Linked DNA regions of Homo sapiens: region 2 is linked to region 1. A link is a loop called in an ENCODE intact Hi-C map of the cell type or tissue named here. Cell type or tissue: Calu3. All regions are shown on one strand. Links, peaks and the distances in the headings refer to the core of each region. The heading gives the core; the rest is flanking DNA. Region 1 has its middle 33 kb from the start of MAP3K13. Region 2 overlaps MAP3K13 (mitogen-activated protein kinase kinase kinase 13).

Region 1 (4,402 bases), core at 188-4,187:
TACATGAGATAGCTACTAGTCATTCATTGAAACAGAAAGTAGAATGGTAGTTGCTAGGAGTTAGCAGGAGGAGGAAGTGGAGAGTTGTTATTTAATGAGTATAGAATTTCAGTTTCACAAGACAGAAGTGTCCTGGAAATCTGTTGCACAAGAACGTGAATATACTTAACACTACCGAACTGTACACTTAAAAATGGTTACCTATGTTATAGGATTTTTAACCACAATTAAAAATGAAAATTAGTTTTTAAAACTTCAACACAAATTTTATTGTAAATTCTAAAAAACAAACACTATGCTGAAACCATTATTTAACCTATCAAACTGGCAAAAATCCAAAAGTCTGATGATTCTGTTGGCAAGGATATGAGAAACAGTACTCTTATAATGGGGGGGGGGAGTACACATTGGTACAATCCCTAAAGAAGGCAGTTAGGCAATATTTATGATACCTTTTGATCCAGTAATTCTACTTTGGGGAATTTAGTCATATGGATATACTGTATGCATGTATAAAATGATACATGTACAAGGCTATGAACTTCAGCATTGTTTACAATAGGAAGACACTGGAAACAACCAAAATGTCTATCAACAGGTGACTGGTTATATAAATTACAGTACATCCGTACAATGGATTAGTAGGCAGCTATTTAAAAATGAGGACACTCTCTATGTACTTACATGGAAAGAGATTCAACATATATTACAACTGAAAACATTTAGAACATTACGTATAATGTTATGTGTAAAAAGGAGGGAAATAAGAATCTATTTATACTTTTATATTTCCTTACTACATATATCAAGAAACTCTGGAAAGATACATGGAAAAATAATAGCCGTGGTTTGGGGACCCTGAATGGGAGCTGAATGGATGGAGAACTGGCTGGAGTGGGAAGTTGATATGTTTTGGTCTTGGAAATGTGAATATATCATCTATTCAAAAAATTCCTATGGTTGGAAATAAATTTTAATGACACCAGTTGTCATACAACGATTTACCAAGTGTCTACTACATGTCAAGCAGGCACTATCCTAGGCACTGACAATATGGCCCTGAACAAGACAAAGTTCTTACATTCTAGAGGGAAAGACCAAATATATATCCTACATAACACAACACACACACACATACACACACAGGCATACATATATGTACACACATTTTTTAATTTATAAAATAAATACTGCCAGGTGGCTACTTAAAAAAAAAGAAAAGAAAAGAAAAGGCCAGGCGCAGTGGTTCACGCCTGTAATCCCAGCACTTTGGGAGGCCAAGGCAGGCAGATCACCTGAGGTCGGGAGTTCGAGACCAGCCTGACCAACATGGAGAAACCCCATCTCCTTACTAAAAATACAAAATTAGCTGGGCATGGTGGCGCATGTCTGTAATCCCAGCTACTGGGGAGGCTGAGGCAGGAGAATCGCTTGAACCCGGGAGGCAGAGGTTGCAGTGAGCCGAGATCCCACCATTGCACTCCAGCCTGGGCAACAAGAGTGAAACTCCGTCTCAAAAAAAAAAAAAAAAAAGGTAAATTAGGTTAAAAGAAAAAAAGTGTTATGGTGGAAGTGGAGTAGGGTGCCATTTTAGTTAGGGTAGTCTGGGAAGGCCTCTCTGAGGAGGAGCTATTTGAATAGAGACCCGAATGAAGGCTGGGAAGAAACAATGAGGGGGAAGAGCTTTCTAGGCAGCAGCTGCCCTAAGGCAAGAGCAGGTCTGATGTGTTCAAGAGAAAGCAAAACACCTTTGTAGCTAGAGCAACCTGAGTGAGAACAATGGCAGGCAATGATGTAAAACACATGCTTGAAAGCCAGATCCTGAGGGCTGGTTTGTAGGGCACGAGCAGTGGTCTGGATGGTATGGGCACCTACTGGAGGTTAAAAACATTGTTTTCAAAGGGGCTTGTTACCATGCGGCTAGTACACACCTGTATGGCCTTCCAGGTTGTTAAAAGACTGAAACATTTCAAGTCCCATGAGAAAAATAGCTGCTTCCCTAGTAACAATGTTACCTGCCACACTGGCTTCTTTCCCAGGACACCCCCCAGCCCTCCACTCCTTCTCCTCAACCAACAAGTAAATGAGGAACTTGGCCCAGCAGAAGCTATTGACTTGGAGAAGTTAATCAGCTCAAGAGGCTAGAATCACGAGATTCAGAAAGCTAGAGGGTGAGTTAAGGTTTTCAGTTCATTGTAGCCCTAGAGCCTTAGGACAACGCGTCCTGGATTCCATCTCACCGAGATTCAGTTGGGGCCCAGCACCATGATCTGAGCTCCCGCTCAGTACAGCAGAAACAAGAAGCAGGATAGAGAAACAGACTGAGGTCTGAGATGAAGACAGAGGAAGGGGAAACCCAGTGAACGTCTATATAAATAATCTCTCTTCTGAGCACTCCTCCAGTGATTTGAAAGGCTACTGGCTAGGCCGGGCGCGGTGGCTCACGCCTGTAATCCCAGCACTTTGGGAGGCCGAGGCGGGTGGATCACGAGGTCAGGAGATCGAGACCATCCTGGCTAACATGGTGAAACCCCATCTCTACTAAAAAAAAAAAAAAAAAAAAAAAAAAAAAAAAAAAATTAGCCAGGCATGGTGGCGGGCGCCTATAATCCAAGCTACTTGGGAGGCTGAAGCAGGAGAATCACTTGAACACGGGAGGCGGACCTTGCAGTCAGCCAAGATTGTGCCACTGCAGAGCGAGACTCCGTCTCAAAAAAAAAAAAAAAAAAAAAGGCTACTGGCTAATTCGACCTTTTATATAGTTAAAAGTCATATAATTGTCATGTACCAGGTTTTTTAAAAATGCATTGTGGTAAAAGGGAAATAGAAAATACCAACCTTTCCAACACCACATGCGACCTTAACATTCTCATGGCTGCATTAATAAAGTCAATATGTTTGTGTAACAATGTGTAGTTCCTGGATCCTAATCTCAAGACAGAAGAGCTGAAACACGGCAACTCTAATTTCATATATGAAACTCATTTTACGCACCATAGTACTGGGAATTTAGTCTGAAAAATCCATACAGATGTCAAATCTTAAGAAAACAGATTTCTCCGAAGTTGCGTGAAACCTCAGGCTGCTTGCCACTTCTGTTTTACAAAGTTCTTCCTCTTTGAAAATACATTCTGCTGCTCTTAAATCTTGGATCCCAACATCTTGTTACAGGATATTAAGTTCTACTTTATTCTCATTCTTTTAATTTCTTTGAACATCAAAACCTCCAATTTAATGATCTGAGAGACTGCTAAATATTTGCTGACATGAATCTGTAACTATGAATCTAAACCAGAGGAAAAGCAACTGGAAAGAACATGAGGATAAATCTAAGCACTGCTTAGAAACAATCTCTCGGCACTAGGTACATACTCACTTTTATTTTCTAACTGTAAACACTTGCACTCAACATAAGACATTAGAAATCATTTCGTGCACACGGGACCTGTTTTAGCAGCACACTTGCTGATACACCTCACGGCTTTCTTTTCCATTAAAAAAAAATAAAACTACTGCTGAGTGCTGAAACTTTCTTTTCAGTAGTTCTAATCCCTAAGATTTAGAGCCAGGTAGAAACTTGATTTAATCTTTGATGGAAATTATTCTTACAATCCTTTTTATATGAAAATGTCATAATAGTTTTTTTTAAAAAAAACTACTTACACCAAGCTGAAGTCTGAACAGACAGCATGGAACTACCAGCAGCCGCCAGTTTCCTCACAGACTAAACTAAACTTTGCTCCCTTCCTGGCTGTTTCTGGATCAGGTTCACACTGATACACATTTACAGTGGCCTTGGAAGCTACCAACCAACACAGCGAGGTGGGAGGGTTTGTTACTCTAACTCTTGTTTGATAACTGCTTATCAGCAACTTCTCAAAGGTCGACTTAAATGTGTTTAAAGAGACAAATGTAAGGAAGATTATAAGGAAAGCCTGAAAAATCTTAAAATCTCCGATGGCTGGGCTTTGGTTTCCGAGGGGATTTCTTTCCCATATGTTCCTGGAAAAAAGAAAAAAGAAAAGGATAGTCCTCTGAGCTTCAAATATCTTGCTTTCCTCTCATAAAACTTTCCCAGCCACCTGCAGTGGCTCTCGCCTGTAATCCCAGCACTTTGAGAGGCCGAGACGGGCGGATCACCTGAGGTCAAGAGTTCAAGACAAGCCTGGCCAACATGGTGAAACTCTGTCTCTATTAAAAATACAAAAATTAGCTGGGTGTGGTGGTGGGTGCCTGTAATCCCAGCTACTCGGGAGGCTGAGGCTCCTTTTTGAAACTCCATTTCAAAAAACAAAAAACAAAAAGACAACTTTCCCTTCCTCCTCAGAAGCTATACATTGTACAATCATGGCAGAAAAGGGCCAGAAAGTTGTTTCTCCACTATAGTCCTCCCCCATCTCCA
Region 2 (4,402 bases), core at 88-4,087, 90 kb before region 1:
TCATACACAGAAAGTTAGAAAAACACATGTTTGTTTTGTAATTTTTTTCCTATCTCTAACAGGTTAAGGATGAATGTAAAGTGGACCTGTTCCCATTGGCATGAGAATGAGTCTAATCACAGTCATCATACGCGTTTGATATTTAAGAGATCAGGGGAAAACAGGACAATCAAGGAATATGGTTCAACCTACTTATTTCACATATGAGAATCAAATTTCAGAGAGATTGTCGACTTGCTTAATATAACATCTGACCAGTGGCAGAGCTGAGATGAGTCCTCCTTCCTCAGCCCAGCTCCTTCCACTAGCATGGTTGTTTGTTTATTTGAAGAGAAACAAATAGCCGTGGTATCATGGCCACTGATGACAAAAACAATAGCAAGTCCCAGTGCTATTCTAGATGCACTAAAACTATTCCCAAGGAAACACTAGTGCCTACCTAGCGGGGTGACCCTGCGCCTATCCACAGGCCAGCAGGAGGCTACCCACTGACTGCTCTCAGAGTAGGCAGAGGTGAGGTAAACCTCAAGGGTGTATAAAGATGTGTAGTCAAATAGGCTTCCCTCATGCTCACCAAGAATATCTAGTCCAACGGGTCCCAACAAAGGCAGAGAAATAGAGAGGTACAAGAACAAAGGGAAAGAAAAATCATCACCATGGCTATATTCAAATATGATCAGAGCTGACTCTACATTTAAGAAGAGTGTAGGAAGCTAAAAATACCTAAGTTTTACCTGTGTTTGTATGCACACCCACACGCTGCCACTGCACAGTGAAGAGACTGTTAGGTGGAAACTGCGGGAACACAGGTGGTTCCACTATCTCTGGCTGTCTTCTGCCCTCTCAGTTCCTCTCTCCCTGTGCAAATCTGGCTCAGGTACCCTCATGGGAACTGATTGTTTGGTCCTTTCAATTCATAAGAAATCAAAACTAGTATAAATTAGAAGGAGACAGAAAGGAAGTGGGGCAAGATTTTTGAATGTTGAGAGTCAAAGGGAAAAAGACAAGGAACATTGGAGGGATAAAGGGCAAGTTTGGAATGGCACCCTTATCAAAAGAAAGTACTATGGGAGCCAGGTGCGGTGGCTCATGCCTGTAATCCCAGCACTTTGGGAGGCTGAGGCAGGCAGATCACCTGAGGTCAGGAGTTCGAGATCAGCCTGCTCAACATGGTGAAACCCCATCTCTACTAAACTACAAAAAATTAGCTGGGCATGGTGGCAGGCGCCTGTAATTCCAGCTACTCGGGAGGCTGAGGCAGGAGAATTGCTTGAACCCAGGCAGGAGGTGGAGAATGCAGTGAACCGAGATGCTGCCACTGCACTTCAGCCTGGGCAATAGAGGGAGACTCCGCCTCGAAAACAAAACAAAAACAAACAAACAAAACAAAACAAAACAAAAAAAGAAAAGAAAAGAAAAGAAAAAAGAAAAAGAAAGTACTCCGGGAAGGTCTGTAGGTGAGGTGATGCTACTGCCGCCCTTACAACAGGTCCCGATCCGCAAAGGGTGCAGGAAGTGCTCCCGTATCTGCCCTTGAGGAACACTTTCCCTACCTTCTGAGTTTCTTGGCCCCAAGAGGAGGAAGTGGTTTGTGCAAAATTAGTAGGCAAGAGTTGGAGACAGCAGCAGCTGTGCATTTGGCAGGGCACTGCCAATTTCTGGAAATTACCTTGGTTTTGTGCCAAGATCCCAGGATGCAATGTAGAGAGAAAGAGGAATGGAGGAGGTAATGTGGCCAAATGGCCCTTAAATTCTTGGATTTCTATCATAGAATACAATTTTTCCCATGTTACTAATTGAGGATTTTTATAATGATCAGATTTTAAATTTTATATCATAAATATGAATAAATCAAAGATTTTGGACAATTTAGCCCCACAAAGTTTTTGATGTGACTAAAATTGAATAAAAAATTAAAGTAAGCATTATTGCTACAAGATTTATTGATTGACACTGAGCTCTTTCTAAGCTATCTTCTCTTTACTTGGCGTCTTCTTGCCTATCTTTAAAAATGAATACAACACTGCCATCTTAGTCTTCTGGTCATTTCTCTAAAATTCATATAGCAGTTGAGAACATAAAATAATTTCTGCTTCTAGGAGCATCAATCCCATTTTAAAACTTAGATTACTTTACTTGTGCATAGTAATAACATAAAATGATCTTTCCAGGATAGAGGTCTGTCACCCAGATCTTAATTTGAACTTTGAAAACATTAGCTAGCTTCTTCGAATGGAGTTGTGTGATTAGAAGTATGTGACTTCAAATCAGGTAAAAAGAATGGCCTACAATCGTGCCTTTATCCCTACTTACTCTCTTAACTGTGGACCATCTCCTGAAACGCCTATTTGAAGGAACAATAAAAACTCAAATCGACAAAATCCACTGACCTACCTCTTTTCATCTTCTTTATAATATTTCATGAAACAATTATGCATTCAAAAATATTGATTCCATGTTTACCATGTACCTATATTTTCGGTTAAGATTATGAATGTTTAATAATCTTGAAGTATGCTGGAGACATCAAAAAAATAAAAATTACAAAGAAGCAAATTCTCCATGGTGACAAATTACCTTTTGAATACCAGTACCTATAAATGCAACTGTGATTACAGTTAAAATAAGTTTATTGTAGGCTTTAAAATGAATAAAGATACTTCATTTTCAGAGTAGTAGTCTATAAATTTATCAAGAAATAGAAACTTGTGAGGCTTCAAAAATGCCTTAAGTCAAAGGTGAAACATCTTGACCAAAGGAATGATTTATCCATAAATCATATCATAAATGCTATCTCCATAAATCTTTAATAAATAATATATGGTATTTTAAGTATTAATATTCAACATTTTCTGACCTAAATCCAGCTGCCATATGAATGATAAAATCAGTAACTTTAAATGTTTTAAAAATAAGATACAGACATATATGTACCTTTAAATATATAAATATTAATAGGCATAAAAATTTAAAATGTGTATAATTAAGTAAGCATTTTAAGAAATTATGTTTAAAAGGTCAACAGTGGTTATTACTGTTGTTCTTTGAAGTTTTCTATATTTTTCCAAATTTCTACCATTAGCATGCATTATTTGTTTAATCAGAGGTTTTCAATACAAATCCTTGTTGCTTTAAACGCACAGATTAATGGGCCCACTTCACTATATTTTCAGATATGAAAAATGATGTGAAATGTTAAGGATACTGTCAGGAAAGCTAATTGTCACTGTGTGCTGAGGCTTGCAAACAGGCATAAAAAGAACTATAGGCCGGATGTGCTGGCTCACGCCTGTAATCCCAACATTTTGGGAGGCCAAGGTGGAAGGATCCCCTGAGGTCAGGAGTTCGAGACCAGCCTGGCCAACATGGTGAAACCCCAGCTCTACTAAAAATACAAAAATTAGCACACCTGTAGTCCCAGCTACTCAGGAGGCTGAGGCAGGAGAATTGCTTTAACCCGGGAGGCAGAGGTTGCAGTGAGCCAAGATCACGCCACTGCACTCCAGCCTGGGTGACAGAGTGAGACTCTGTCTCAAAAAAAAAAAAAAGAATTATAAATTCAAAATGAAAATAAAAGTGAACTTAAAAAGACGACAATGAGCAAACAAAAGTTAATGACTCCTATTTTGTTTTTACCTTTTCTACTAATGAGATTCACATTTGATTCTAGAAAAGGCAGAATGATCATGATTAAGAGAACTGAAACCCAAAACAGATGAAAAGACAAGAACATGCTTTTCCTGTGGCAGCAGCCGGGCTGAGAGGAGCGTGGCTGTCTCCTCTCTCCGCCATGGCGTGTGCTCGCCCAATGATATCGGTGTACTCCGAAAAGGGGGAGTCATCTGGCAAAAATGTCACTTAGCCTGCTGTATTCAAGGCTCCTATTCGACCAGATATTGTGAACTTTGTTCACACCAACTTGCGCAAAAACAACAGACAGCCCTACGCTGCCAGTGAATTAGCAGGTCATCAGACCAGTGCTGAGTCTTGGGGTACTGGCAGAGCTATGGCTCGAATTCCCAGAGTTCGAGGTGGTGGGACTCACCGCTCTGGCCAGGGTGCTTTTGGAAACATGTGTCGTGGAGGCCGAAGGTTTGCACCAACCAAAACCTGGCGCCGTTGGCATCGTAGAGTGAACACAACCCAAAAACGATATGCCATCTGTTCTGCCCTGGCTGCCTCAGCCCTACCAGCACTGGTCATGTCTAAAGGTCATCGTATTGAGGAAGTTCCTGAACTTCCTTTGGTATTTGAAGATAAAGTTGAAGGCTACAAGAAGACCAAGGAAGCTGTTTTGCTCCTTAAGAAACTTAAAGCCTGGAATGATATCGAAAAGGTCTATGCCTCTCAGCGAATGAGAGCTGGCAAAGGCAAAATGAGAAACCGTCGCCGTATCCAGCGC

Evidence for each region. Hi-C counts contacts between places; a loop is a spot of excess contacts. Peaks named below come from ENCODE experiments on the same cell type or tissue, not always from the same donor. Only the 100,000 strongest peaks of a DNase experiment are listed, where the experiment ranks them.
Region 2: it touches region 1 in a loop (2.1-fold over the local background); 1 of 110 quality-filtered maps calls a loop at or near these places.

The regions. Positions count from the first base shown.
Region 1 is chr3:185,328,224-185,332,625 of GRCh38, reverse strand. It overlaps a transcript of MAP3K13 not described here. Among named protein-coding and RNA genes, the nearest start is that of MAP3K13, 33 kb to the left of the region's middle. In Calu3, for the core only: no CTCF peak of the experiment used is centred there; DNase peaks (open chromatin) are centred at 1,795, 2,055, 2,628, 3,775 and 1 weaker place.
Region 2 is chr3:185,418,167-185,422,568 of GRCh38, reverse strand. All of the region lies in intron 1 of MAP3K13 (mitogen-activated protein kinase kinase kinase 13), which reads right to left. It also overlaps the pseudogene RPL4P4. Among named protein-coding and RNA genes, the nearest start is that of MAP3K13, 57 kb to the right of the region's middle. In Calu3, for the core only: no CTCF peak of the experiment used is centred there; DNase peaks (open chromatin) are centred at 1,608 and 3,858.